2 separate regions of the Homo sapiens genome follow, and region 2 is linked to region 1. A link is an interaction called in ENCODE POLR2A ChIA-PET data of the cell type or tissue named here. Cell type or tissue: GM12878. All regions are shown on one strand. Each heading gives the region's core, and the rest is flanking DNA. Links, peaks and the distances in the headings are about the cores only.

Region 1 (16,000 bases), core at 5,220-13,219:
TACCTTTTAAATACCAACTTCCCTTTTCATCTCTCCCCCATTTGGCAACTACCTTTTTTCTTGCTGTTTGTATGATTTTGACTACTTTAAGTACTTCATATTCATGGAATCATAGCTGTCTTGTGACTCATTTATTTCACTTAACATAATGTCCTTGAGGTTCATCCGTGTTGTAGCGTGTGACAGGATTTCACATGCTACATACACATACTATATACATACAATAGAATATTTCACATATAATAGCATATGTGGCTGAGCGTGGTGGCTCACGCCTGTAATCCCAGCACTTTGGGTGGGCGGATCATGCCAAGGTGGGCGGATCACCTGAGGTCAGGAGTTTGAGACCAGCCTGACCAACATGGCGAAACTCGGTCTCTACTAAAAATACAGAAATTAGCCGGGTGTGGTGTTGCATGCCTGTAATCCCAGCTACTCAGGTGGCTGAGGCAGGAGAATAGTTTGAACCTGGGAGGTGGAGGTTGCAGTGAGCTGAGATCACGCCACTGCACTCCAGCCTGGGCGATGTGACACTCTGTCTCAAACAAAGAAAAAATAGTCTATGTATGTACTAAAGTTTCTTTATCTTTCCTAGATTTTTAAACTCACTTTGATTTGATTTAATTAAACTAAAACTAATTAAAATTGCATATATTTATATACAGGGAAGCTAACTTAAAGCTGCTGTTCCTATGAATGAACTGGCCTGGTAGGGAGTTGATCTTTAGCAATATCTGCAATATGGTTTTGCACAGTTTTCATCTTACATCCTGGCTCCATCCATTTTCAACTGTGTGACTTCAGGCAAACTACATAACCTCTTTGTTTTCTCATCTAGAAAGGAGGGGGAAAATAATATTAAACTCAGCGTAGTTGGGAGCATGACATGAGTTAATATATGTAAACACTTAGAATAGTGCTCTACAAGTAGTAAATCCTTATCTTATGTGTTTAGCCATCATATTCATCATTGGAGAGAGTAGGAGTCCCCTTAACAGGGGCTTAACTAGTACTTCAGATTTAATAAGGTGAAGTGAATATCTCGCTAGTCAGTTTACTAATTACAGGTCACATCATCTTTTTCTCACATATTTGTGGTAAGACTATAAAATGAGATCTTCTGTAATACATATTAGAAAATCAGTCATTTCTGGTTATGTTCATATGTATGTGTATATAAAATAATTTGGAAAACTGCTATAAAAATGAAAGGTTAATAAAAGATTAATTTCAAATGGGAGGAAAGGAGCAGTTTATAGAAGAGTAATGATCCAAATCTAAGGAGATGGCATTTGGGGGAAGAGATTGCTTGATGTTAAAGCAGAGATGGTGATTAACCATCCATCTATATTTTTAAAATTATTATTATATTTGGTAAGGGGATAACATTTAGTTTTAAAAACCTAACCCCTAAAGTGTTAACTTCTTTTAGCATTAGTGAAGTTATATTTTTAGGAACTCATATCTATAATTTAGAACTATCCCCTTAGAAGAAAAGTTGAAAAAAAACTTGGTACCTCTGAAATATCCATAGGAATCTGAGGAATAATGAAACTTTATAATACATGAGATATTGTAGGATTATCCGGTGGTTCTGTTAGATGATTTTTATGGCAGGTGAAGCTGATTAAAGGGAAAATGTAAATAAAATAAACTTTTAGAATCAAATGAAGTAATTTGATTCTAAATCAAATTTGATTTAGAATCAAATTACTTCAGTGCTTAAAAAAGTTGAAGGCAGAGAATATGAAAGACTTTGATAAGAACAACAAAATCTTAATGGCACACTATTGATAAAAGATAATGTCTCATTTTATCAACCATACTGTAATTCATATTTATCTAATGTTAGCTATTTAAATTAAGTATGCGTGTTCCAGACTTGATAAGTTGGTTAAGAATTTATCTTAAATGTTCTGTTAGCTCTATTGATAAATAATTAGCAGTTAATTTTAGGAAGAGGTATTTAGGATTTTCTTGTAATATTTTTAATAGAAATCTAGGCATGCCCTGAGTTATTGATACTTAACTAATACTGAAAATTAGCCTTATCTTTGTAACCATATTGTGTGTGTGGGTGTGTGTGTATATTTCATTATTTAAATTTTCTGTTTTTTTCTCTTCAATTCTTGCCCAGGTATGCAGAATTTTTTTTTCTTTTGTACATACCCCTTTCGCAAGCTTGTTTTATTGGTAGGCCTTGAAAACAGCCATAATCACAGGACAGAGATACTGTCAGTGCAATAACTCATCAAATGAAAAGGAAACTTAAACATTTTGAGGTGGAGAATAGACATAAAAAAACAGTGCTGTTTATAAAGTTCTTAAATGTGTCATACACATTTCCTTGAATTTCTGTTTTCATTGCTTAAATTTTTTGCATACTTTTCCTCAAATATTAATCAAATTTAAGTCAGCACATTCATTTCTTTATACTGCTAGCATGCACTATTGCTACAGAATATAAAGGCTGATTTACAAATACTTCAGGTACCCTTATGTGTCAAATCTACCCTTGTGGGCTAACCTAGGAACTGTACTGCCAATTTTATAATGCTTGCTTTTATAGCAAAACCCTTGGAAAGAGTTAACCTGTACTTGTTTACAATTCATCTCCTTCCACTCTCTGGAGTCTATACTAGGCAGGGTTTTGTGCTCACAGTTCTTGTCAAGATCACCAGTGATTACCACAATGTTATATCCAAGGATCATTTCTTAGTCTTTATTTTACTTGACTTTTTAAGTATTTGACACAGTTAAGTTCTTCCCGAAATGATTTCTTCAGTTTGGTTTCTGGACACCAGTTTCCTCATATCTCACTGGCACTCTCAGTCCCCTATGCTGGTTCTTTTTAGTCTCTGCTTGTTAATTTTGGAGTGCTGCAGGGTTTCCTCCTGTCTACATTATATTCCAGATGACTCTCAATGCCTAATGTATATGCTGATATTGGCAGGCCAGATTTCTACCTGAACTCCAAACCCATTGACTGTCTGATGAACACCTTCATCTGGATATTCAATAGGCATTCAGAACTTTCATATTTCAAAATAGGCCCCTGACTGGCACCCCTCCCCTGCAATCTTTTCTACCTTCAGTTTACCATATCTCAGTTAATGGCAACTCCATCTTTCTAGTTGCTCAGGATTTAAAAAAAAAAAAACCTTGGGAGTGTTTTTAACTTCTTTCTGTTCTTGCTCCTCACATGATAACCTGTTATCAATCTGTTAGCAGATGTCTTTGACTCTACTTTAAACATATTTTCTGACTGAACAATTCTACCCCTCCTCCTCAATACCTTAGCTTCAGGCCACTATCATCTCTTTTTAAGACTGTGTCAGGCCATTCCTGTATTACTATATAGAAATATCTGGGACTGGGTAATTTGTAAGAGGTTTAATTGACTCAGTTCTGCAGGCTGTACCGGAAGCATAGTGCTGGCATCTGGGTCTGGGAAGGCCTCAAGAAGCTTTTACTCATGGCAGAAGGCAAATGGGGAATGGGCACGTCACATGGTAGAAGTAGAGGGAGGTGAGAGACAGAGAAAGAGTAGGAGGGAAGGTGCCACACACTTAAACCAGATCTCTTAACTATTGCAAGGACAGTGCCAAGACAGTGGTGCTAAACCATTTATGAGAAATCCGCCCCCATGATCCAATCACCTCCTACCAGGCTCCACCTCCACCTTTGGGGATTGCATTTCAACATAAGATTTGGATGGGGACAAATATCTAAACTGTGTCAGGGTCTTTCTTTGTTGCCCAGGCTGGAGGGCAGTGATGTGATCATGGCTCACTGCAACCTGAACCTCCTGGGCTCAAGTGATTCTCCCACTTCAGTCTCCTGAGTAGCTGGGACCACAAGGCATGTGCCACCATGCCTGCCTGGCCTGTTTGTTTGTTTGTTTGTTTGTTTGTTTGTTTTTGGATAGTGACGGGACCGCTCTCTCTTGGCTCAGGCTGGTCTTGAACTCCTAGGTTCAATCGTTTCTCCCGCTTCGGTCTCCCAAAGTGCTGATATTACAGGCATGAGCCACCCTGCCCAGTCAGCATGAACTTTTAACTTGCTAACTGCCTTATCCTTAGAACTTAGAACAGTGACTGGCACATCGTAGCCATACATATAGTTGTTGAGTGAATAAAATCATATTCTAAATTTCATATTATGAATTTAATTTGTGGGACACACTCATTTTATTATTTGTATAAAAATGGGGGAAGGTTTAGTCAACTATGTGGGAACTAGAGGTAAAGCAAAAAAATTGTCTTTAACAGTTCCTAAGTAATCACCTATAAATTACGTTAAAATATTTAATTTATAATAATCTTTATATTGAAGTACAATATGCATTCAGAAAATGTAGAGATCAAATGTATATAACTTGATGAAATTTTACAAAATGAACACATAGGAAAACTACCACCCAGATCAAGAAATAGGATATTACCAGCAACCCTGAAATCTCCCTGTACTCAGTCATATATGTCCCTCAAAAGTAGGCAGTCACCACTCTTCTATCCCCATGGAGCACCTACTCCCTTCACATTTAAATAATTATTTTTAAACTGGGCTCAGTGGCTCATGCCTGTAATCCCAGCACTTTGGGAGGCTGAGGTGGGTGGATCACTTGAGGTCAGGAGTTCGAGACCAGCCTGGCCAACATGGTGAAACCCTGTCTCTACTAAAAATACAAAAACTAGCTGGGCATGGTGGCGGGCACCTGTAATCCCAGCTACTCGGGAGGCTGAGGCAGGAGAATCACTTGAATCCGGGAGGCAGAGGTTGCAGTGAGCCGAGGTCACGCCACCACAGAGCAAGACTCTGCTTAAAAATAAATAAATAAATAAATAAATAAATTTTTAAAGAGCAGTTGAGATGCTTAGTAAAAATGAAAGGAAGTATAGAGATATACCTTACCCCCCGCCCCTGCACATGCATACCCTTCCCTATGTCAACATCACCCATCATTCAGAGTGGTTCATTTGTTAACAGTTGATGAATTTGCTTGATGTATTATCACCCAAAGTCCATACTCTACATTAGGGTTCCCTCTTCGTGTTTATACATTCTGTAAGTTTGAACAAATGTATGCCATGCATCCACCTATATTACATCATACATAGTATTTTCAGTACTCTGAAATGAAAATACGTCTGTGCTGTGCCTATTCATCCCTCCCTCCCCTTTAATTCCTGGCAACCACTGATCTTTTTTAATGTCTTCATAGTTTTGCCTTTTCCAACGTGTCATATGGTTGGAATAATTGCCAATTGTTATGAATCTTATATAAATGAAAATTTCTTTATATAAATATCATACACGATCCCATTCCCTGTATATAAAGGGAATACATAGGGGGTGCGGGGGGGCTTCTTTTGTTCGAAATGCTTTGAGAGATTCATTTCTGTTGCATGTAAGTTGTTGTTAATGTTCATTGTTTTAACATGTTCCATTGTATGAACAAATATGATTTGTTTTTCCATTCCAATACTAGGGGATATGTGAGTTTTTCTAGTTTAGGGTGATTACAAATAACATTGCTGTAAATTTTGTACTTGTATTTTGGTGTTAAGTGTATGCATTTCTGTAGGTTGTGTACCTAGGGGGAAATTGTTTGAGCTATAGGGTATATATAGGTTCACTTTTAGAAGATACAGATGAAAGAGTTTCCAAAGTGGTTGTACTGATCTACACACCTACCATCACTGTGGGAGTTTCAGTTGTTCCACATCTTTGCCAACAGTCTGTACGGTCTGTTTTAAAATTTCTCGTCATTTCTGTGGGTGTGTAATGATATCTCATTGTGAATTAAATTTTTATTTCCCTGATATTTAACAATGTTGAATACCTTTTCTTACTTTTATGGGTCATTTTGATGGATTATTACTTTTGTTTCTCCTGAGCCTTATAAATAGTGGATTTCTAAGAATAACTAGCCACCATGTAGGACACTAATACAGCACAGTAAAAAAAAGTGTTTTCCTGTCATCTATACTGAGATACCAAGGAAGATGTAAACTTAAGTGCCTGGTACTGAAGACTTATTTTTAAAGTATCTGTATTAAGTTGGTATGCAAAGGAGAATTATTTAGGGCTTACTACATTAATTGATTTTATGGTGAGAATTTGAAAGTATACCCAGATGTGTATGAATGAGTGCAGTGATTAGACATTGGGTATAACACTTTTTGGGCAATTAATTTATTGTCTTTAGTGAGCACTTTGTGGTCTCATCTATATGAACTGACTTAATCTTGTAACATCTCTTTATGTATTATTTGCACATAAAAGGCATAGAAAAGTAGAGGAGAAAGTTTTTCCAGGTAGATTATTACCTATATTGGAAGTTCCTTCTTACAGAAGACTTGTTCATTTAGGGAGATTGTATTTTCCGAGAACTTTGAGTGAAGCATTTATTATCTAAAGGGACATATGAACTAATTAATGTTATTAATTCTACTATAAGCATTTATACAGGAGATTACTCTCCAACTAGTCTTGAAGAATAGAGGTTAGTTAGATGAGGAACAAAATAACTGGAAAACAGTCTAGGCAAGAGAAGTAGTGCATGCAAAGTTGTAACATTGGGAGAAGACATGTAATTTCATGCTGTCTTTTTGGGCCATTTGGTTGCTTCTCATCTGTATTTGGTTTTTTTTTCCCTTTAGATATTAGGATCAAGGAAGAAGAACCTGATCCTGAAGAGTGGCAGCTCAGTGGTGATTCTACCTTGAATACCAATGACCTAACACACTTAAGAGTACAGGTGGTAGATGAAGAAGGGGACCAACAACATCAAGAAGGAAAAAGACTTCGGAGGGTAGCTTGCACCTGTCCCAACTGTAAAGAAGGTGGTGGAAGGTATGCATACATGAAACACATATATATTTTTAAGAGTGCTAATATCATTCTGATTTTTGAAATACTGCATGCTATGTCATTTAATTATGAGAAATTATTACATGATCATTTTTGGTGTGTGTGTATGCGTGTGGCAGAAGTTAGAGAACAAAATATATGGAATTGGATTTTCAGTTCTCAATGTTTTTTAAACTAAAATTATTAGTTTGCTGTTTCAAAAATAGTACAGCAGATGCCATTTAACAGGCCCACACTGATCAGAAATTAGCCTGTTTGCAAACCAGCAATGGAATTTGCCTAAATATAGATAAAAAGTTGATTTTTTAGGTTGAGAATAGTAGTTACGTAAAAATTAAGTTCAGGAATGGCTGATAAGCATAAGTATTTCCATTTTCTTAGAAGTGAAAAATAAGCCTTAATAGATTGAATTTTTTAAAAAATGGGATTGTATTTCAGTTCAGTCTTTTTAAAGGTAAACATTAAGACAGAATAACATGACTGGAGTAAACTCAAAATGATCAGAAATTATGTTAAATATGGATGTACTAAGCTTAATAATGAAGAGATTGAGACTCAGATCATATTTTTTTTAAAAAAAAAAACAAGATCCAGACTGATGTTAATTATAAAGAACACCTGAAATAATTGGCACAGGAATATTGAAGATGAGGGATGGAAAAAGATTTATCAGGCAAGTATTAACAAAAAGAAAACTTGGATAGCAGTGTTAATATATCACACGAGACGGAATTGAGGTGAAAGCCCCAAATAAGACAGAGATGTATTTCTTGTTAATAATATTAAATTTCCACCAAGAAGATTTAATAGTCACGGTCCCTTTTTTGTGCAGCTTTGAAATATATAGAGCAAAAACGGATAGAACTCTAAAGCCATACTTAACCAAATCCCTTGTCATGGTGAAAATTAACATACCTTTCTTAGAAATGCACTGTTTAAGTAGATAAAATGTACTTTTAATAGAGTTAACAAACTTGATCTAATAGAGCTTTTCTATCTGCCTTTGAGTTGCACATTGGCCAGCCCTTTCCAGTAATAATAATTGCTAACAACTGGTAACATTGAGAGTTTACCGTATTCCCAGTGGTGTTAGAAGTGAGACATAGAGAGGTTGAGTGACTCCTAAGAGCACACACAACAGGGATTTGGACCTAGTTTTACTCCAGAGCCTTAACCATTAAACTATACTGCCTCCCAAGTGACTCTCCTTCTACATCTGATCCTTAGGTATTCATGTTTATTGTAATTAGTTTAAAGTTTTGTTTTTTGACATATTTTGGTCAATTAAAATTGTGAATTCTAACTAGGCAGTAACTTTTCTGAAACTCATTTTAGAGGGGCTTTTAAGATAAATTATTCACAAAAGTCAAATCTAACGGAGGCCTGGCCTTTGTTTCACTTATTCTTTATTTTAAAATGAAAATGTTTTAATTAGTTTATGTTTATTAAACTAAAACATGCTCATAAAAATGTAGACACATAGGACATTTAAAAACACCAAAATCTCACCCCTCTTCAAGTTAAGCTAGTAATGTGTTTGTGTTTGTCCTTTAAGATGTTACATGTATTTTAAAGTAGAATCATCTTATTCTCACTGTTTTATATGTCTGTTCTTGTTTTGAGAATTTTTGTGACCATATTTTCAAGTCTATATAGTCTGAATCATTTTTATGGCTGTATAGTATTCTGTTGTATTCTATTGTATGGATGTAGGGTGATTTAACATCTTTTGTTGGGAATTTATTGTCATAATCTTACACGTATGTCTTTGCACATTTGTCTGATTATTTTATTTGTATAAGTTGGCAGAAGTGAAATTGCTGGGTTAAAGGGAATTGTCTGCTAGAAAGGCTAGTTTATACTCTAACCAGCAGTGTGTGAGAGTATCTAGTTTCCCACACCTTTGCCAACAATGAATTTTACAATTATTTTTAACCTTTGAAAGTCTGACAGATGAAAAATACCTTAATATTGTCTTAGTATATTTTTAAATTACTTGGTGAGGTTGAACATTTTTGGGGATGTTATTTTGCCATTTTAAAATTTATTTTTTGAATTGTTTCTTTTTTTTTGTAAATCTGTTAATTTATGTAACTCTGTCACGTGCAAATGTTTTTTCCCAGTTTTACATTGCCTTTGTCAGTGGTTTGTAGAATGCATTGTTATTACACAAGTAAAGAAACAGTTCCATCACTTACACCTTGCAAACATTTTAAGCACAAAAAATTAAAGTTGGTCAGCCTTTCCTTTATTAGATGCCTTGTTACCATGCTATTACAAGTTTTCCGTATTCTGAGAATTATAAAAATGTTCATTTATATTTTTTCTAGAACTTTTGTGACTTCATTCTTTAATAGCTCACTTATTCTAAGCAATAAAAATTGAGATTCCTAAGAAAAGAAACTATATTGTTTCTTAGAGCTTGTTTGAACAAAATTCAAGCAGTATATGTGTGATAGACACACTTGTATAAATGACAATTGTACCTAATTGATAGAAGCATAACATAGGTAGTAAATCCAAACTATTCTAAAGTATTCTGCAAGTTGATACAGATAGTAATTAAAAAAGTTTTTTAGAATATTTGTCTTTTTTTGCAACCATTATTTTTTTAAAGAATATGGGCAAGATGGCATTTTTAGAGAACTGATTTTATTCATCTTTAGAGAAGTAAATTTTATTTGTTTACCTTTTAAAGTAAGGTGTAAAATATAAAATATTTAAAAGTTGTAATTATTTAGCAAATATTTATTGAGCAGAACCAGCTTTCAGAGACTGTTTAAACTAGTGAGAGATAACCTAGTGAGAGACAAATAATTGTAAGTAAAATACATTCTAGAGGCATGATTGTTATATAGGTTTTGTATGGATTAAACATCAGTCCATATTTTTAAAATTGTGCACAATCTGTTTTCTTTGTCAGCATTTCAGTTTATGTCCTGTTTTTCCCACCCTGAGCAGAAGAGAGTGTATTTACTTAACTTTTCTTAACTCCTCTACCCACAGTTTAGCTTCCACTCTATCTTAGCATTATTAAATTATTGGGAACAAGTTTAGACACTCAAGAATAAAAACGTAAAATTATTAGTTTTTCCTATATTATAGGCATTAGTGGTGTGGATATTAATCAAGAAGAAAACTTTAAATCTTTTATTCCTGAACTTTGTTGAGAAATTCACTTCAGTTCTCTCCCTTCAAGCCTTGGTATGACATGCCGTAAATCCACATCTACCATATCTATATCTTACTTTGAATGAAATTTTCTTTTTAAATAGAATTTTGGGCCTGGATGTTGAGCTTTTTCCTTAAATATGTGTGCAACCCCGCCCCTATGTTTTTTCTTTCCTAGATGCCTGTCCCATTTTCAAATAATATTTCTTATTTCCTAATAATTCAGTTAAAAATACCTTCCCTAGCTTCTTGCTTCTTTGAGAACCCAGATCTGTTGCTGTTAATTTGTTAGTCTTGTGCTTTGTTAGTGTTCCCATGCTAAATTTTGCTAAGTTTGTGAAATGCACTTTTGAGTTTGTAAAAGCGCGTTGATTATTGACCTGAGTGGTAGGCTTAGAGGAGAGGCATGAAATAATGAGTACACGAGTGAACTGAATTGGGTTCTCTGTGAAATTGCTATGGTGAACACGATATGTAAAATTGGTTTGTACACCAGTAGCCACAAACATTGCTGTTTTTCTTAGGGATTTTTAAATAATAAAATAAATTTAAAAATCTAAATTAAATGGAATCAATATTGGCTTTGGTTAGTAAGACTTTGGCATTGCAAGGGAGCCAGAAAAACCTGTTTCACTTAACTCAGCTCTTTGAAGAGTTGTAGAAATTGGGGGTGGACTGGAGCAGAAACTAGAATTGTGTTAGATTATGACATCCTTGCCCTTGAGACAACAGCATGACTCCTCCTTGTCTTTACTTATGCTATTCCTCTGCCTGGAATGCCTTCCCTCCTTTCTATCTAAATCCTACCCACCTCCTCCACGAAGCCTTCTCTAACTACTGGAGCCCACATTGATGTCTCCCTGTTCAGAACACCTATGGCATCTAACAGCCAGCACTGCACCGTTTAGCACTGTTTGTCCTATGGCAATTTCACATGCTACTGAGTGTGAGTACATTAAAATATAAATGTGGGGAAATATGCATTTTTCCAGTAAATTTGAAAAACGATAGGTGTATTGTATACAGGAGGATTTACAGGCTATAGAAAGTTTTACAGGATATGCCTAAACTGTGAGATTGGGGGAGGAGGGGAGTTGGGGAGGGGGCTAAATGTACTTTTTTAAAAAAACTCAGAAACATTGTAAAGTTTATACAAATTGTTTTGTCCAAAGTGTCATGTTTTTTAAAAACTAATTTATTTTTATTCAGTAACAAGCCTAATTTTTTTTTTTATTTTAAAAGGTTGAGAAATAACATTTTCTGTAGTGTTTAATACTATTCAAATGATCAATTCTGGGATCAAAAAAGTTTTCTTCTTGCTTAGGCTAAGATACCTCTGTTCACCCATCTAATCTCATATCTTCTAAACCCTGCTCTTGGTATCAAATACTGAAATGTAATAAATGTCCAATTTTGTGATGTGGAGAAAACTGTATTTTATTATATCTCTTGTGTCTAATTTTGGGTATCTTTTACATGGTTAATATGAAGGGAATTTTAAATGTAAAGATAATTTTGATTTGTATTTATCTCATCTAATGCTAAGGGAGTTCAGACCATTGCTTTAACTAGATTTAAAAAAAAGCTTTCTCCAAGTCAGTGTATATTCAGAGTGTGGCCACACAAATATGAACAAATATTCTTAAATCATATTAAAGTCTGCTAAAGCTGCCTATATCTTTTAATTGTACCTGTGATCAGTTACGTATTCATTCTTTGGTTTAAATATATTTTTGATTATCTGACGACTTTTGAATACAGACCACATTTAGTTTCCTATATAATTAAGTGGATCAGGCTTATGCGTAGAATTTGTGAATGGTTCTGATAGAAGAATAAATAGCTTTATTGTACATTCTTTACATATGAAATGTCCTTTTAATTACATAATTCTTGAGCATATTTACATTTGGACAACAATCACATTAATTCTGGAGTAAGGTTAATATATAAAATGTATATGCTTGAAATACATAAATTTTCATTTAAACTGATTTTAAATGGTTTTGGTTTCTGATTGACTTTGTAATGATAATGTCTTCTATTTAAAATTCAACATGGGGATATATGATGTAAATGGTAATGTCCATTTGAATATTTTCATATAAGTATATATTATTCTATGTGTGTTTTTTAGAGGTACCAATCTTGGGAAAAAGAAGCAACACATTTGTCATATACCAGGATGTGGTAAAGTCTATGGGAAGACCTCACATCTGAGAGCTCATCTGCGTTGGCATTCTGGAGAACGCCCTTTTGTTTGTAACTGGATGTACTGTGGTAAAAGATTTACTCGAAGTGATGAATTACAGAGGCACAGAAGAACACATACAGGTTACTAATACTTACTTTTAACAGACAAAAATGAATTATAGGGCTACATAACTGCCTTGACTTCTTTTTTATTAGCATTCCTTACTGAACTGAATCGATTTAAAATACAATGAATTACATCCAATTTTTACCTTTAGTAACACCATCTTAATAACACAAATTCCAAAGAACAAGTCAGTCTGGCTTATCTTCTAAAATAAAGTTATATTTAAGTAGACTTTGGGTGGCTTTTGTTGACATTATTGAATGCTTTAAACCACATTTATACTATTTTTATTCTGTTAACATTTTTAATTAGTTGTCAGCTTTTACTCTTGATCTATCCTATTTTTTTTCTTTCCTCTTAACACTGTAACAAAAAATACTCCTGTTTCTTCTGACATATTTGGGCATTTCACCTTTTCTTTTGTTTTTAGTATCTCTGAGGTAAGGGAAAGGTATTTCACTGAGGAATAACCAAGGCAATGTTGATGTGAAGACTTTCTCTGATTATATTATTTTTACATAGTGTTGTGTGGTTGTTAAATGAAATGGACCTGTGACTGATCTACACTGAAACCTAACAGTGTTAACTTAGAGATAGTTTTTTCCTACTACCATGTAAATGATTAAAGTGTTCATCAGTCTATGCTCAACACTGGAGAATTGAAAACTATGTATTTACAATCCCTAGAGAGCTTGGAAGAAGCATGGTAAAATGGAGAACAACATGGATTTTGAAGTCATCTGGATTCCAATCCAAGTTCCCTATTAGGTTAAGCGAATAAACTATCTCTGACGTTGCTTCACATATCCTACTTTGGCCTTCAGTATTGTATAAAATTACCTATGAAGTCTGTAGTAGTATACAGATGCTCTAATAGTTTTAGTTCCTGTCTCTCATTGGGTAGGTAGACAGATGAGATTAACCTACATGAAACTGCAACAGACAATTAAGAAAGTAGATAAGGCTGCAGGGCGTGCTGGCCCATGCCTGTAATCCCGGCACTTTGGGAGGCCAAGGAAGGCAGATTGCTTGAGCCTCAGGAGTTTGAGACCAGCCTGGGCAACATGGTGAAACCGTGTCTCTCCTAGAAAGACAAAGAATAGCCGGGCGGATGGTGTGTACCTGTAGTCCCAGCTGCTCAGGAGGCTGAGGTGGGAGGATTGCTTGAGCCCATGGGGCGGCGGTTGCAGTGAGCCAAGGTCATGCCACTGTACTGCAGCCTGGGTGACAAAGTGAGATCCTGTCTCAAAAAAAAAAAAAAAAAAAAAAAGGTAGATAAAAGATTTTGCGTTGCAGTCTGCTGTTGAAAAGGCTCAGAAACAGAGATAATTACTGCTTGGGATAGTAAAGTATGGGATAATAGATCTTATGATGGCCCTGTTAACAGAATTTTCCTCAGTAGGATTTTATCAGCAGGTTGTAAAAAGGAATAATGTAAAAGGGAGAAAAAGGTCAATGATCAAATAAGTGTAGGAAATAGTGGGCCAAAGAGGGTATAAGTACCTTCAAGGCAGTACCTCTTAGGACCTTTAAATTAAATGCTAGATTGACAGCTTGCATCTATAAGTTAGTGATGTAATGTGTGTGTAGCATTTCCTAACCTTGTGCCGTTTGCCATGGAGTACCTCTCAGGACTAATGTTACAAGAGAAACTGGGAAATACTTTAGTAGAAAAATGGTGGTATGTTAATAGAAGAAGTGAGAGACCTTTTTTTGTAGCGGTGAATGAGGATGAGATTTTACATAACATTTCTGTTAAGTAGGATTGAGGCACACTTTAAAGGTCCTTGTAAATTAGGCAGTGGAGCATCTAAACTGTTACGTCATCTGCAAGTTACCCTTGCATTTCCATATCACTTAATATAATCTTGAAGTTTTCTGATGTAATAAAATTTGGTCTTTAAGGAAGATAGTCTGGAGAGAGAGAGAGACTAGGATGTGACTGCAGTATAGTTCAAGCATGAGGTCTGATAAAGACCTATGTAGAGTAGAGGTGCTAGAACAAAGGATACAAGCTAAGACATTTTTGAAGAAAGGAATTAAGAAAATATTTACTAGATTTATTGATTGATTTTTATTGATTTCTCTCTGAATTCCTTTTAGGTTGGCCTTTTGTCTTCTCTTTTGGTAATCTTGCAGAGTCGGTCTTCAACATAATAGAAGTTCAGTCTGTCTTTTGTATTTAAACTTACTTTATTCATGCTGGGAAATAAATTTAGGCATCAGGATTTTAACAGCTTTAACATCTTAACATATTAGGCTTGTTCTTGATTGTTGTAGCTGAAGTCAAGTCAGCTAGCCAGATTCATTTTTCTAAGGATTACTCATTCTTTTTGGATCTCAAGCTTGTGGTGTCATTTCTTTAATCTAGAAGTACCCTGTTGCTTTAATTCATATTTAAGAGTTGAAGGTTTAGTATCATGAACATGGCATGTTAGTATTTTAATTATAGCGTGAAAGAATATACTTTTATTTAGACTTTAAAGTGTGTTATAGATGCTTATTTTTTAGCTGGCATCTTAACACAGGTATTTCAAACAAACTCTTAGCGTAGTTGAGATATTAAAGTCTTATTTGAATATCCATCTATTATATAATACATGTTTGAAGACTGCTAGTCATCAAAAAGTAAAGATGAAAGATTTAAGGAGAAATATTCTGTAAGAGAAATCTGGCAGGGGTAGCTCGTAAAATGAATACAATTTTAATAGACCCCTGCTCCCATCCTCACCTGTCAGCGTTGACTTACTTTCTGTTTTGGGGGAGATGATTGAGCTATTAAAGTTGAATTTTTAAAACCAAGTAACTTAATTTTTTTCTTAACAGGTGAGAAGAAATTTGTTTGTCCAGAATGTTCAAAACGCTTTATGAGAAGTGACCACCTTGCCAAACATATTAAAACACACCAGAATAAAAAAGGTATTCACTCTAGCAGTACAGTGCTGGCATCTGTGGAAGCTGCGCGAGATGATACTTTGATTACTGCAGGAGGAACAACGCTTATCCTTGCAAATATTCAACAAGGTTCTGTTTCAGGGATAGGAACTGTTAATACTTCCGCCACCAGCAATCAAGATATCCTTACCAACACTGAAATACCTTTACAGCTTGTCACAGTTTCTGGAAATGAGACAATGGAGTAAATATTACACAAATACTTATTCATTGTGGTTATTTTTATACAGTAGTGAGAAGAATATTGTTCCTAAGTTCTTAGATATCTTTTTATTGATGTGCAAAAATTTTTGGATTGACAGTAACTTGGTTATACATGACACTGAAATGCCTTACTTTGTATGATATTCCATAGTATATTAAAAATGGTAAAATTGCATGGGTTTTGTAGGTACTTTTGGAATCTAGAAGAAATGAAATTTTACCAAGTTATATAAAGAGAAAATTGAATTTAACAATGCGAATGGTAGTCTAACCAAATGCATCAATCCTGTGTGGTTTAGTGTAAAAATGAGAACATGTTGGTATTTATCTATTGTAAGATAAAAAAGCTGGTGGGTGAAAGAAATCATGTTATGATAAAAAATTTTGTAATTTTCTTGATGACTGGAATTTTTATTATGCATAACTGACAAATCAAGTTTCCAAGCAAATGTTACATAGTGTAGGCTTTACTTA
Region 2 (16,000 bases), core at 3,183-11,182, 74 kb before region 1:
GGCTCACTGCAATCTCCACCTCCTAGACTCAAGCCATCCTCCTGCCTCACTACAGGTGCACACCATCATGCCTGGCTAATTTTTCTATTTTTTGTAGAGATAGGGTTTCACCATGTTGCCCAGGCTGGTTTTTAACTCCCAAACTCAAGCAATCTGCTCACCTTGGCCTCTCAAAATGTTGGGATTACAGGCATGAGCTACCACACGAGGCCTGGGGCAGAATCTTTGAGCAAGGCCACTTAGTGGCAGCGAACACCAACCACTCACAAACTCAGTTATAATCCATGTAACAGAAACTTGCTGTGGACTTTCTAATTTCTCAGACATGTGTTGTAGTTCAGGAATCTTGAAAGCTCCCCATGGGAACTTTCTCTAAACTGGTTCTGTTCAAGATCAAACCCTGACCTGCTGACTTGTAAGATAATTTTCTGCATTTGAGAAACATTGGAATCTGAAAGTCTTAAAAATAAGTATATGATAATAGCTTACAATCTGGAATAGAGATTTACAGTTTCAATAATATGCACTTAAGCTTGAATTGTTCCCAACTTCTTTTTTTCTAGATAGGAGCCATAAATATAGTACCTAGTAGGAAATAAAGGCTGATAGGTGAGCAGTGAGACAGTTGATTGTTTTTCTGGCAAAGAGAATTTTCATAACTTATTCATACACTACTGGATTAATGCTTAGACTAGCTGTTGGCTGTTTATCACCAACAAAAATTTGGTTTCTGTTTTTAATCTTGATAAGAGAGCAGTTGTTATTGTTGTCTTCAGAGAAAGAATGGTACCTGAGAGAGAGTGGCACCAACAAGTAGGGCCAGAGTTTTTACAAGGGGAGCTTTGTTACACCAAAAGGATTTGGGGGTTGGTATTTTAACACATTCTGCCTCAGAAAATTAGGTTTTCTAATGGCTTTTGTTGTTAAATGCAAGTGGATAAAATATGTGTCTGATTAGTTTCATGATAAGAGGGCAAGTCCCCAACTTTGCTTATACCAGATATAAGCTGATGCATTGGTTTTGCCTTAAGTCTGAAGTTTTAGGAAGGACTTTAAATGTAAGTATAAGTAGCAACATAGACACTTGTCTCCTTCAGGTCTTTCATCAATGTCACATCTCAATCAATGCCTACTTTGACCATCTTATTTAAAATTGTGATATCACACGCAGCCTCTACACTCTATTGCTTTTCTTCATTGCACATATCACTTTCCAACCTACGAATTTACTTATTTGTTACATTTGCTAGCTATTATCTGTCTCCTTCTACTAGAAGGTAACCTCCGCAAAGGCAGGGTTGCCTGTGTTATTCACTGACATATTTTTAGTGCCATAAACAGTGCCTGGTTTGTAGTAGGCACACAGTAAACATTTGTTGAATGATTGGATGGACATCTAAATATCTGCACTTTCAAATCCTCTTCAGATCATAGAACACTACCAATATCCAACAACCCTAAGGTGCATTTCCTTTTATTTTTATTATTATTATTTTTAGGTGCATTTCTTAAAGACAAAATCCCTGTGGGTGTATGTGATCAAAGTATAGTCTGAGTACTGGTGTTGGAACACAAATGTTTGGGGTTCCAGTCATTCTTTGAGCGTTTATGGAAGCAGCTAAGTGTCAACTTTGTTTAGGACATACGGAGGAAGCTCTCTCAGTTACTAGTAAGTCAAGGCAGCATATATTTGTGAACCACTCATTTCTGTGTACCTGGTGCTGAACTCACTGTGGCACTTCCCAAAAAGTAGTGCACTCTGCCATTGTTCTCACCAAAGTTTGCCATGTGGCTGGGGAAGTTTCCATGTAAGGGCTGCCTTACGGATCTTGACTCTTATTAGCAAGAGGATGCACCTAAGTTTGAGAAAGGAACTGCTCTAATTTGAGGGTTTTTTTCTCTAGGCCAGTGAAGATCATTAAAAGCATTTGCAATCACTTGCTTAGACCAGTGGCTGGTTCCTTTGACTTGATGACCAAAAATTTTTCAAAGTAATTATTTGTGTAGTGAGACTGAGCTGAATATTTTCAAATTATCTCTGTATCCAGGTGCTCTTGTGAGGAAGATAGCTTGCATGTTTCCCTGCTGTCCTCTACTTGCTGTAAGTGATTCAGTCATAATTGGATGCCCAATTCTCTTGTCTCTTTAACGAAGACACAAGTCTGTGTTTGACTCTTACCCTGGCTTACCAATCAGAGCTCCCCAGGTCCTCCCAGGCATGTTCCCCTGTGCTCTCACCTGATCAATACACTCATTGTCTAGTCCCGTGGTCTCTGGTCCCTCCACTTCTAGCCCCCACTGCATGTCAGAACCAGATTAATCCTTCTAATTCATGGCTTTCACCTTATTGGGCATCTCTTTAGAAATTAACTTGACAACAATCCATAGAACGAAATCCAGACTTCTCACCCTAGTGTCCTAAGCCTTCCATCAAGTGGTCCATCAGGTTTAGGTGACCTGAGCTCCTACTCCCAACCAGAATGAACACTGTGCTTCAAACTGGTCTCTTGACTCCTCTTTCCATTCCAGGCTCTCATTTTCCCTTTCCCAGTCCTTGCTCTCCATCCTGGTCCCATCTCCATGATTCTGACCCCATCTCTATGACTCTATTGATGCTTCTTCTCATCCATCCACCCATTCATTCATTCAGTAGATATAGAGCTCCTACCATATACTAGGCAGTGTTTCAAGCTCTGGGGATATAATCTAGGCAATTTGAATGTCTCTCCTTTTACCTCAATCCAAGGTGATCCAAACCATAGACTGCCTTCAAGAGCCAATTCAAACCTCAACTTCTCAATGGTTCCCTGACTCTGCAAGGCAGCCAAGTGTACTGGTTAAGAGTAAAGGCTTAGGAATCAGATAAATTAGTGTGAGAATTTTGCTCTGCCACCGAATACTTGTGGAATATTGGGCAACGTACCCAATCTTTCTAAGCCTCCCATTACCTCATCTATAAAATCGGGATCATAGGTACCTCATGGATTTGTTGTGAGGATAAAGAGAGATAATCAATAGTGATATTGCTGTTATTAACTTTTCTTTCTCTAAAAACTTACAGCAGAATAAATGATGCCTGGCTAATTAAGAACGAGTGAATTTTGCTTGTGATGTATTTGTGTGTCTCTTGAAACTCCTTCCTTGCTCCGTAGTACTTAACAAATGCATAGTGAATGCATGCCCAGTAAGAGGACACTTCACTGTCTCATCTCTCCTATTGGATCCCCAGTTCCTCAGGGATACCAGCTTCTGGCTGTTCTTTCTATACCCTCTCCCAGGCCAGATGAACTCATTCTGTGAACTGAAAGCCATTAAGATAGAAAAGGAGATGCCTCTATCTAATCTGAGGCTAATAGGAGAGGAAAACTTTTACAAACTGGAGGGGGCATGAATTTCTAGATAGCGTTAAGTGGTCATATCAAAGTATAACCCACGGCTTCAATTTGGTCTGTCAAAGATGGAATTAAAAGTAAATTTGAAGTTTCACAACATAGTTCTCTCTATTATGGGTGCTTCTGTGCATTAAAATCATCTGTATGAGGCTCACTGGGATGGGCAGAGATTCAATCACTGCTAATGGCTTAAGGAAATGGGGTGGTGAGAATTAGGGTCATCTATCCCAATTGGGGCAAGAAGGAGAGCTAGAAAATGTTTTTCAATCTTGACATCTTGCCAGCTGGAGCTGAAGGGAAATGTTTTTCTGAACTCATTGAGCAGCCTACTCACAAATCATAGAGATAGCTGCATTCCATGAGAATATATATAATTTTTATGTGGTCTAGTTAAAGACTTGTACCACCCACTCAGAGTTGTGCAGAGCACTCCTCAGGGACCCTTGAAACTACACCACACCACGAGGTAGAAGCCCACTTTAGCAAATGCCATGGTCATGGGTTTTATGCAGTGAGGCTATTTGCATATCTCCAGTAACAGTTTGGAATATTACAAGAAAAATACAACATGGCAGATGCACCCACCAAATTCTGCATATTTAGTCATCAGTAGATAACTAAGATATTGTCCATAGGTATGATATTTAGGTGTGGTATCTTTTGAAATACTTATTTGGTGTTAAGTAGTCTTAATAAGAATAAATATTCTAAATAGGTTACAAATGAACTTTTTCTTTTCAAAAAAACTTTAATCCTACAATCTCGTCCAGTTCATTTTTTTTTTTTTTTTTGAGACGGAGTTTCGCTCTTGTTTTTCAGGCTGGAGTGCAGTGGCGCCATCTTGGCTCACTACAACCTCCACCTCCCAGGTTCCAGTGATTCTCTTGCCTCAGCCTCCCATGTAGCTGGGATTACAGGCACGCGCCTCTACGCCTGGCTAATTTTTTCTATTTTTAGTAGAGATGGGTTTTACCATGTTGGCCAGGCTGGTCTCAAATTCCTCAGGTGATCCACCCGCCTCGGCCTCCCAAAGTGCTGGGATTACAGGCGTGAGCCACTGTGCCTGGCCTCATCCTGTTCTTAAGACCAGCCTGGGACAAGGGCAGAACGGATAATTATGACAATGTTACAATGTTACAGGTGAACAAAGAGAAACGGTAAATGACTTGCCCAAGGTCACGAAGCCTATAAGGAGTAGAAGTAGGACAAGAATCCTAGTGGCCATTACTATTATTGTGATGATTATTATATTGACTCCATGACATACTTCTCTGATTGCTCTGCTCTGCTGTCCTGTATGAAGAGATTTCAGTAATGCGTGTGCCCCAGAGCGGCTTTAGTCTACCCTGGGCTGAGGAGTAGGGTGGCACTGATTGGGTCCTTGCCTTTGGTGCAGATATGGGCTGAAAACCTGGACTTACCTTCCTGGCCCATTTCTTAGTTTTGTTTGTGGCCAGGTATGAGTAAGATGGTTAGAACTGGGGCCCTTTTCACATTTCATGTTTTTCTGGTTTCTAAAAATGAAAATGGCAAGAAATCCCTGCAGCAGGAGTATTTGTTCTAGGCAGGGTATTTCCTGCCAGTTTCCTCCAGGAGGAAGATTTACCTTTAGGGCAGTCACGCTCCCCATCCTAGGTATGTGATTGCTCTGACACCTTTTGAAGCTACATCAGATTCAGCCTTTCAGGCGTGTCCTGGTCTGACTATTGGATTGGAGTGCAAATGCAGTAGATTGCATGAATTAATTTTATTTAAAAAAACAAAACAAAACTGTTCTTAAAGCTGGGAGGTGCACACATTTGCCAATATTATCCTGAAGCTTTAAGGGCCCTCCCAGCCCCAGGGGAGTTGGGCTGGCTGGCTTGACTGCAGTAAGAAGCTGTGGTGACCAGCACGGACTGACGCATGCTGGTTTGACGGTGGGACAGCATCTGGCACAAGCCCTGGCAGTTCATTATCTGAGATCACTCACTTGCATTTGGTCTTTGCTTGAATTTCTTTTGGAAAAAAAGAAGAGAAACACACCCCAAATTCCAGGTAATGGAACATCATTAAATTGGAGGCACCAAGGTTGTGAGAATGGGGAGGATTTTCACTGGACAAGAAAATGTAAAACACCCTTGCTCCTCCATAGCTGGAACTCAGCCATATTGCACGTCTGCATTAATCTGGCTGGTTGTTCTGAGGGCAAGGACCTGAGTTTTGGATGCTCACGAATCAGAGAACGGTGCCAGGGGAAACCCAGAGTTGCATTTAGCAACTCTACCCAGAGAATGCAAAATACACCTTCCTGTTCAGTCCCCTTTACACATTACTTAGACGTGGTGGACTCCCAAAGCTGCAGGGGAAGGCATGACTTCGAAAGTCTCTAACAGGCTCTACGAACATGCTTTCCCACATAAACACTGAGACATCTGGGGAGAAAGGGGGGGAAAAAAGAGGGGTGGAGGCAGGGAGACCTCTAGACAGAATAAGCCAAGAGCGCAACAGCAGCTGTGAACGTGCCAGAGGCAGGCAGGCAGAGAGCCAGGATTCTCTGAGCAAAAGCTAAGCAGCAGGGCAAGCCACTCTCCCAGCAGAGTCACTGGCCTGGAAGTGTTGGATGGTGCCCACCAGTTGCCTAAGCAACCAGGGGGTGTCTAGAATTTCTGGGGGTTCGTTTAAGCTCTGGACCCCAAGAGGGGACTTCTTTATTCTTTCCTAACTGCATGGAGAACAGTTGGAGGGTCTGAAGGGACCATGTGGGTTGGGCTCTGAGAGCTGCTTCCTCCTCGGCTAGCAGAGTCTCTGGCCGTTGTGGATGCGTCAGTGCAGTAGCTCTGTGGCTCTCAAGCTGGGTTCTGCATGGAAAATCATATTCGTTACTGTATCCTAATAATTTGGCATGGGTGGGACTTAATTTTTTAGTTGTTGACTCAAGGTCTCTGATGCACAGGCTGGAGTGCAGTGGTTCAATCACACCTCTCTGCAGCCACCAACTCCTGGGCTCAAGCAATCCTCCCACCTCAGTCTCCCAAGTAGCTGTGACTACAGGTGTGCACCACCTTGCCTGGCTAATTTTTGTATTCTTTGTAGAGATGAGGTCTTGCTATGTTAGTTGCAGACTCCTGGCCTCAAGCAATCCTCCTGCCTTGGCCTCCCAAAGTGCTGGGATTATAGGTTTGAGCCACCGCACCCGGCTTAATTTTTAAATTGTCCTTTGCTGGCTGGGGATCATGTTCTTCTCCCTAGAGTCTCTGCATCACAGTTCTCGAGTCTCCAGCATCCTCCAGCACTTATGATTTCCCTTTTCCCACCCCAGCAGGAAAGAAACTGAGCATGCTGACACTTATAGTATCTCATCCTCAAATCCTCGGAGGCCCAGTCCTCGAGAGAGGTGGTAGCCTTATCTACACCAGCTGTGTGCAGCCCACATCCACAGAGGGGTAGGGAGAGAGCCACAAACACAGCCTCCTCCACTCCGTGGCACCCCCTCTCTTTTCAACCCTCTTCTTTTCTAAAACTAACTGCATTCCCTAGGCCGCCTTATTTTATTTCCTGGCTCCCAGAAATCTTTAGTGTGAGAACAGGCAGAGGAATCTCCTGGGGTGTATTTGGAAGGAAGGGAGTAAGCTCGGGGTTGGATAACTTCCACAAGCGGAATCTCAATCAGTGGTTCTTAACCCTGCTGCACAATAGAATCATCTGGGAGCTGTTAAAAAAATTGCAACGCTCAGGCCGAGGCCCAGAGATTTGGTTCAATGGGTCTAAATAAAGGTTTTGTTTAAAACATTTTTTTTGACAAAGATATTTTTAAAAACAACTCTCAGAGATGAGAAGCACCGACCTAAAGGTGAGTAGCTTGGGCATAAGCACAGGAAAGTCTCCTGTGTGCTGTGTGATGGGTCTGAACCTTATTCATCTGCAGGAGGCCTCTCAGTTTGGGCTGGTCAAGCAGCTGTGCTTGTTGGCAGAGACAGCTTGCTTCCTCCCTTTATCTACCAGATACACCCTCTTCCTTGGCCTAAACTTGAGGGAGGTGATGTTGGGTACAAAGACCCCAATTCTGTGGCATCATTACAGCAAGAAAGTTTTTGAGCAGTCGGCAGAGGAGAAATACTACTTCAGAGCACTGGGAGGGAGGGGGGTGGCTGACTTTTTTTCTAGGTCTAAAATAAAACCCAGAGGATGGGCGGGATGAAGACAAAAGGAGGGATGAAACAGAAGTGAAACAGCAGATAGAATCATGAACGAAAATGAGAGCATCCAGAAAGACTAAAAATTCTCATACACCTGTTCTTTGAACATCTCAGAAAGTTGGTCTTTTGACTCAAACAATTAAAATTACAAGTGGCCTTCCTTGGAAATCTGTCTCAAATCTCTGAATAGCTATAGCTCTGGCAGCTGCGTTGGGACAGTTATTTCAGTGTCCCAGAGGAAAGATATTTTGGGGTTTAGTCCTTGCCAGAAATAAGAAGCCAAGGGAAAAGGAGAAACATTACAGAATTTCCAAAAATATTTTGATAGCAATGCAAAACTTTGTAGAGGCTTGAAGAAAAACTAGAATACACTCTTATTTTAAGGACGCCTAGTGGACTGGCTCTGTATTTTGGCCAGTAGATTATTATGTTTGTCAGATATTCGGAAGGGCCTGTAAGTTCATGGATATACACATTTGAGTGTGTGTGTATACTGTGTGTGTGTGTATTTGTATGTATGCGTGCATTGGTTTATAATATATGTTCTCAGTCACTGTTGTGATTTGTATATATGGACTAGATTAGTTTTATTTAAGTTTTAAAATAATATAGGCCTTTTCCTATTTAGGAAAATGAGAGCGATAACATCAGGTAAGTCTGGTGGGAAAGTTAAACAGGGAAGTCTTCAGTTAGAGATTTAAAGTTGGACTATACCACTTAAGCATCAAATAAGACCTGACCCATCTGCAGTCATCAAGGCAGTTCTGGCTCATTACCGTACTCAAGAACCTTTTGTAGGTCTGGCTGGGAAATCATTTGTTCCTAAGAAAGCTTGCTGTTTTTCTCCTCCAGCCTTTCTTCCCTGTACCAGCTCCTACGTCCCTTGCATTGCTTAGGAAAAGTCTCTTTCTTTCTCTTCTTTCCTTCTTTTTTTTTTTTTTTTTTAGAGATGGGGTCTAGCTCTATCACCCAGGCTGAAGTGCAGTGGTACGATCATAGCTCACTGCAGACTCCAACTCCTGGCCTCAAACTATCCTCCCACCTTAGCCTCCCGCACAGCTAAGACTGCAGGCACGCGCCATCCTACCTTGCTTGGAAGAGTTTGTTTCTACTGTGTCCCAGTCTTAGTGGTTAAAGGACTTTGCTTCTCCCCCAGCAGTTTGGCAATAAGACTGTTTAATGGGTTCTCATTTTTATTAGTGAAAACTATTATTGTTCTGTAATATTTTATTTGTTACAATGTGTTCATTTTCTCCACTAACACCCAAGGGCGGTGTTGTACAGGGTACAGTTTTGAAAATAAAAAATAAAAATAAAACAACGTTAATTATGCCTTAAAGGTTGGCAGATGTGGATTTAAGAATTATTACATTGTACAGGTATCCCTCAGTCCTGTGCATGTTAATAAATATCTTTCCATCAGTCAACTTGTCTGGGCAGCCAAATCTGTAGAATCAGTTTTTGATTAAAGCTACCAAAAGTGGCAAAGCTTTGCTTATCTCAGCAAAGAAGGTTTTCATGCAATTTGGGACAGAGGAATAAACATTTCCGTGGTAAAAAATAAAAGTACAGGGTTTGAAGGAACAAGATTTTCTTAAGTCATCCAAGTGTGAGGCCCTGAAGGATAGGTAGCTAATACTGAGTAGAATTCAGATTGGAGTTCTCCTCCAGAACTCAGCAATTGAGTAAACAATACGTTATCTGCTCCATAAAGTGTGTAAAACAAACTCACCCTAGTGGCTCTCTTTTTAACTTTCTCTGTGATAAGGAAAAGAAATTGTATATTTATTTAAAAAGAATGAATGAATGAATGAAAGACTATTTTCATTCACATGATTATACCTGAAGGAATTTGTTTTGTTTCTTTGAATTTTAAAATATTGACACTGGGGCTGGGCATGGTGGTTCACACCTGTAATCCCGGCACTTTGGGAGGCTGAGGTCAGGAGTTTGAGATCAGCCTGGCCAACATAGTGAAACCCTATCTCTACTAAAAATACAAAAATTAGCTGGGCATGGTGGTGGGCGCCTGTAATCCCAGCTACTTGGGAGGCTGAGGCAGAAGAATTGCTTGAACCCAGGAGGCGGAGGTTGCAGTGAGCCGAGATTGTGCCACTGCACTCCAGCCTGGGCAACTGAGCAAGATTCCATCTCAAAAGAAAAAAAAAAATTGACATTGGTAACATGTAAGCCCCCCAAAGCATAGTTTCAAGTTCATGTTGTTACTAAATTTAAAATTGAGCTTAATTAAGGAAGTTTTATAGTTAAATGCTAATTGATAATGATAATTAAAATTTTACAGTGCTGTACAGTTTATAAAAAGTGTTCATATGCTTGCTTATTTAATTTTCACAAACCTAGAGAGGAAGATCAGAGAAGTTTTATTATCTCCACTTCGTGGGTAGAAAAGCCTCAGGAAAGTTAAGGAACTTGCCCCAAGCCATAAAACTGGTACCCTGAAGAAATTAAATCTAACACGAAACCCATGGTCTTGTTTAATTGCTAATGGATTCATTGGTAAGGACAGTTGAAAGCTAATGAGTGTCGGTATCTTGGATCATATGGTTTCTTATTAAAGTTTTAAATTTTGTTAGGGTTTTCTCAGATGGTAAGCAAGCTTAAGCTTCCCATGGTTTCAGTTCTCTCTGTCCCATATTCATCAGAACTGTTGGCTCAGGCAGCTGTTGTTCCTGGTCCCAATATTGAATGAGATCTAGAAAAATTCTTTCCTCTTAGCATAGTCCAGCCCAGCTGTGACAACATTGGACCCTTTCGAAATTGGCTCATCCTAGTAAACTGGGTAAACAATTACGAAAGCATATAAATGGATGAGTTGATGGAACAAAGTTTTTTAAATTCTAACTTAACTATTGCCTGGCCTATATCTGCAGCAGCTTTCAGGACACCCAACACCAGCTTCCTTGCCTTGATTTCATCCTGTTTGGGGTGATGAAGAAGATGTGATACCAAAGTACTCAAGATTTCCCATCTAACAAGAAATCAGTCCTCTCTATTGTACTCTTAAGCATGAGCTCTGTCTGATCACGCATCCTGCTGTAGTCACTTCTGTTCTTCAGCCACCTTTGGCACTTCTGTTAGACCTCACAGGGCATGTCATCTAATGTGACAGAAAAGCACTAGGCTGAGAGGAAGGAAGCAGGGGACAGACACATCTACATCTCTCTGTGTGACACTTGCAAGTCACTTTGCTTTTCTGGTCTCAGTTTCCTCATCTAGGAAGTAAGTGGGTTAAGCTGGACCCACTCATATTTTCTCAGCCTCTGTCCTAGAAGTCTCTGGGAGAAGTCAGAGATCCCTGAGGGCCAGAGCCTAACAAGCCCCTAAAGGCCGAGGCCTAAGAGCTTAAGAAGCCCCTGAGGTAGTAAGGAAAGGGGCCTCTTTAACACATAAGAGAGGATTGGGTTGGACCTGGGGCCCAGAAATGCAGAGACCCTACTTCTCCAAATACCCAAGGTGCTGAAAACAAAGTCATTTGGGGCGCAGAGATACAAATACCAGGGACAAGCAAGGTAATAACCTCCAAGAATTGAGACTTAGAGAAAATGCACAACTACCACAGGATTGACAGATGATGCCCACGTGGGACTCTTCTCTATTGGAATGTAAACTTCATTCTAATAGGTAGGACTTTTGTTCCATTTAATGATGGTTTCCACACATAGGCACTCCATACCTGCTTGTTGAATGACAAATAAATAAACTTATGATAAGCTAAATGAGCAATGTGAGATTATCTGACTTACCTAACTGCATTCACTCTAAAATCACCCTGAGTCCTAGGGCTGATCTCTGTGTAGTTGTGGTGTATTTAGAATCACTAGCTAAGCTACTATCCATGTAGCCACTAAATGGTGTAGCCTTGTACCACTTGCATTGACCCTTGCCTGTGGAATGGTTGGCCTGACATTTATGACTCTGCCCATTATCAGTTAATCAACATCTTGTGTATAATCATGCTGTAATACAATTCAGTCAGTAAGCTGAAATGGTCGCCAAGATCATATTGACCTTTGGAGACACTGATTGTACAGAACTAAGGGTGTGTTGATATGTGAGTGGATATGTAAGTAACAAATAGTAAACTGTGAAGAAAAGGAGAAAAAGAGAAGAAAGCCACCCTATCTTTGTGCCTCTGCTGCTTTGATAATCAGGAATGTGCTCGGATCAGTTTAAAAATACTCTGTGTTCTACTTTGAAAACAGAGTACATAAAATGATTTTCTTAACATTTTACATGTAATAGCGGCAGTCAGGTCTTTTTGAACACAGGAAAAGCCTGACACAAATATGGAACAAACCAAATATGGTAATAGGGTTAGAAAAAACCTGGCAGCTCCTGCAAAACCTGCACAGGGCCAATGCCAAAGCTCTGAACTGTTGCTGAGCTCTACCCCCTGAGGCTGGGCCGCCTTATCGGCCCTCTCCTTCAGACAGGTTCAGGCTTCTCTTCATTTGGTTTATCTGCAACCCAGTTCCATAACCTGATGATTTGCCTCTTTTGCTTAATTCCTACATTAGTAGTTTTTTTTTTTTTTCATTCCTACCAGCCTCTGTTCTGTCTGTGTTTTATGAAACATTTCCTCGTGGTGTGTCTGTACTGTGAGGCACATACTCCAGGATATCGGACATGTTGGTTAGCCCTGTGCGTTCTTCCCAAGAGGCATGTAGGTTTCCATAGTTTGGCTTATATGGGATCCTGTTCCTCCAAGCAGCGTGCAACTGAGTAAACAGATAAGGCAGGCAAACATTGGATGATGTGTAAATAAGTAAATAAAAGAACTAGGACAATGGAGGTTATAAGGAATATATTTAAAATACATAACTTACAAGGAAATAAGATTTGTTGTTTTTAGGCCAGGCGCAGTAGCTCATGCCTATAATCCTAGCACTCTGGGAGACCGAGGTGGGTAGATTGTCTGAGCTCAGAGGTTCAAGACAAGCCTAGGCAACATGGCAAAACCCCGTCTCTACTAAAAATACAAAAACATAAAAAAAATTAAAAAAATTAGCTAGGCATGGTGGCGCACACCTGTAGTCCCAGCTACTCAGGAGGCTGAGGCAGGAGAATTGCTTGAACTGGGAGGTGGAAGTTGCAGTGAGCTGAGATCTGGGCGACAGAGTGAGACCCTGTCTCAAAAAAATAAATAAATAAAATAAAAAGTAAAAATAAATAAATAAGATTAGTTGTTTTTAGTAGAGAGAGTAAAAAGGTCTGGCAGATGGATGGATTTATGACTTGTTCATTCCTCATCCAATGATAACTAAGTAAATGTGCTATGCTAGACACTGTAAGATAGAAAGAAGATGGATAAAACATAATTCCTACTCTTAAAGGTTATACTTTGGCCAGGCCTGGTGGCTCCTATCTATAATCCCAGTACTTTGGGAGGCTGAGATGGGAAAACTGCTTGAGCTCAGGAGTTTGACACCAGCCTGGGCAACATAGTGAAACGCTGTTTCTACAAATATAATAAAATTAGCTAGGCATGGTGGCACATGCCTGTAGTCCCAGCTACTTAGGACACTGAGGCAGGAGGATTGCTTGAGCCCAGGAGTTCGAGGCTGCAGTGAGTCACAGTCATGCCACTGTACTCCAGCTGAGTGACAGAGTAAAACCCTGTCTCAAAAAAAAAAGTTATAGTTTGTAGAAGAGAGATGATATATGTACTCATACTAGGGAAAAAGTATTATTACAAAGGAGATACACAAGGTTAAGGCAAGGAAGCAATGATTTGGGTTAGGGAGGAGGTGGAAGCATTTAAAGTGGGCTTAAAGCATGGATAAGATGGGTGCGATTTCGCGTAACGAATGTTTTGCCGGGTCACTGATGCCTCGAGGTAAAAATAAGTCACATTAGATGAAAAAGCAACATTTTTCTGGCTTTGGCCAAGATTTACCATCATAGCATTCTCAGAATCTTACAAAATCTGCTCTCCTCAGTATGTTTTTGGCAGTTGCCAGGGCAGTAGTTCTCAACCTTTTGAGGATTACATTCTTTTTTGAGAATCTGACAAAACCTATTGAATCTCTTCCCAGAAATACAAACATATACCCAGTAAGTTGATGTAATTTTCCAGAGTTCATGGACCCCTGCAGCCTGTTCTTGAACTCCCAGTGGTCCATGGTTTCTAGTGTAGGCATCCTGGTGCAGACTGTACCTGAGGCACTGAAGCTATTGGTGTTCACAGCAACGTAGCAAGGTCACACTGCCAGTGGCTTGGGAACGCTTGCTATGCACAGAAGCCACATTGTTTTCTCGGAGCTCTCAGTGCCTCTAGTGCAGACTGATCTGCATAACTCTTAGGGCCAATTTTGGTGCTAAAGCAGGGTTCCTCACTAGAGTGTTCCCACATGTACACACACGACCAGAATGAGGAGTGTAGTTTGCAGGGTACACGCATTTTTTAATGTTTTCCTGGTGATTCTGATACCTGTGATGCATCCCTCCACACCTACTGACTTAGGATGTTATTTTCTATGGGCCTCCTCCATCCCTCATGCTGAGATACTCCTGGCAAGCCCATCAGACATGCCCAGACGAATCTGTATCCTGGCTTGGAGCCCGGCTTTGGCTCAGGCTAGGACATCCCTCCCACTCCCCTTCCGTGCTGCATTTACACTGAAACTGGATGGCAAAATAAGGTCACCAACAAGGAAACTCTAGAAAAAAGGCAGTTTACAAGTGTTAAAGAAAATATTTCTATAACACAGCTGCATTGAACAGGGCTAGGCTGCAGCCTTTTGGAATTAAGGATGTGACCTGGGGTTGCTGACTGCATGTTGAGTTGTTCTGATTTGTAGTTTTAGAATTAGACCAACTTTTGGGAATAGTGAGGAGGTGGGGGTGAAAACCACATCCCTGTTACTATTTTTTATACCATTGAATATCAGTGTGGTAGCTCCCTCAGGACCAAAGCTGGATTACCCAATAGAGAGGGTAAACATGTGTTTAAGGCACCAGCAGCACCTCCTCCCATCATCATCTGCTCCCACCTTAATCAAGGCCATATGGGCTCTCTTCTCTACCAAGACCCCCTTTCTCAACTGGAAAGCGCAATCCAGGCAAAACTGTGGGTACCCTTTGTTTCCAGAGGATAATCTGTATCTCTGAAGACTTGAGGACAGACATCTAGTTCATACATCTCAGTTCTTTCCAAGAATTATTGCAGTTACTCACACATACCCACTCTACTAGATACTGGGTCAGACACTTCAGAAACAAAACATTTATGGTGAGTTTGTGGAAGGGAGATATTCTGGGGAAAATGTGAGAAGGCGACCTTCCTAAGATCCCTTGATTCATAATACAAAAGCAAGCTATGTTCACACCTGTCAGAATGACTCTTATTCAAAAAGATGAAAGATAACAAGTGTTGGCAAGGATGTGGAGAAAAGGGAACCCTTGTATACTATTGGTGGGAATATAAATTAGTACAGTCATAGTGGAAAACAGTATGGAGGTTCTACAAAAAATTAAAAATAGAACTACCATGTGATCCAGCAATTCCACTTCTGGGTATCTATTCAATGGAAATGAAATCAGTGTGTCAAAGAGATACCTGCACTTCCATGTTCATTGCAACATTGTTAACAACAGCCAAGACTGGAATCAACCTAAGTTCAACCTAAGTGTCCATCAGTGGATGAATGGATAAAGAAAATGTGTGTGTGAGAGATATATATGTCACATTTCGTTGTGTGTGTATATAAATATACACACATACTGGAATACTATTTTGCCTTAAAAAAGAAGAAAAGTCATTTGTGAAAACATGGATAAACCTGGAGGATATTATGTTAAATAAAATAAGCTAAGCACAGAACAAATACTGCATGATTTCACTTATATGTGCAATCTTAAAAAGTCTAACTTAAAAAGTCTAGAAACAGAATAGAATGGTGGTTACCAGAAGCTTGGTAGTGGGGTGGGAGTGGGGGTTGATTGGGAAGATGTTGGTTAAAGAATACAAAATTTCAGTTCAACAGGAGGAATAAGTTCAAGAGATCTATTGTGCAACATGGTGACTAGTTAATAACAACGTATTCTATACTTAAAATTGCCAAGAGAGTAGATGTTAAGTGTTCTTATTACACACACACACATCAAAATAAGTGTGTGTGGTAATGCACATGTTAATTAGCTGGATTTAGCCATTCCACAATGTATACAGATTTCAAAACATCGTGTTTTGTACAGCATAAATGCATACAACTTTTGTCAATTATAAAAAAAAGAACCATACCATCTGTGAACTAGGCCTGCTTTTTGCCTCAAGTTTTATTTATTTATTTATTTTTCCTTGCCTAAATTTAATGTAAAGCTTTTGCTGTCTTAAATGTTTTCATTAAGAGGAGTGGGGGGAAAGAGAAGGCACAAGGCTTTTTTAATCTTTTAATGTTTCTGGTTCTT

The links. Peaks named below come from ENCODE experiments on the same cell type or tissue, not always from the same donor. Only the 100,000 strongest peaks of a DNase experiment are listed, where the experiment ranks them.
Region 2: POLR2A ChIA-PET joins it to region 1 with 5 read pairs; 3 of 35 experiments call an interaction of 5 or more read pairs at or near these places.

What each region holds. Positions count from the first base shown.
Region 1 is chr2:173,909,451-173,925,450 of GRCh38, reverse strand. It overlaps SP3 (Sp3 transcription factor), which reads left to right. Exons shown (of 7, transcript NM_003111.5): 5 at 6,666-6,858; 6 at 12,185-12,381; 7 at 15,194-16,000. The coding sequence ends at 15,510. Among named protein-coding and RNA genes, the nearest start is that of SP3, 48 kb to the left of the region's middle. In GM12878, for the core only: no CTCF peak of the experiment used is centred there; no DNase peak of the experiment used is centred there.
Region 2 is chr2:173,981,332-173,997,331 of GRCh38, reverse strand. No RefSeq gene overlaps it. Among named protein-coding and RNA genes, the nearest start is that of SP3, 24 kb to the right of the region's middle. RefSeq lists a silencer at 4,410-4,583. In GM12878, for the core only: no CTCF peak of the experiment used is centred there; DNase peaks (open chromatin) are centred at 5,661 and 7,426; H3K4me3 peaks cover 1,430 bases; H3K27ac peaks cover 3,114 bases.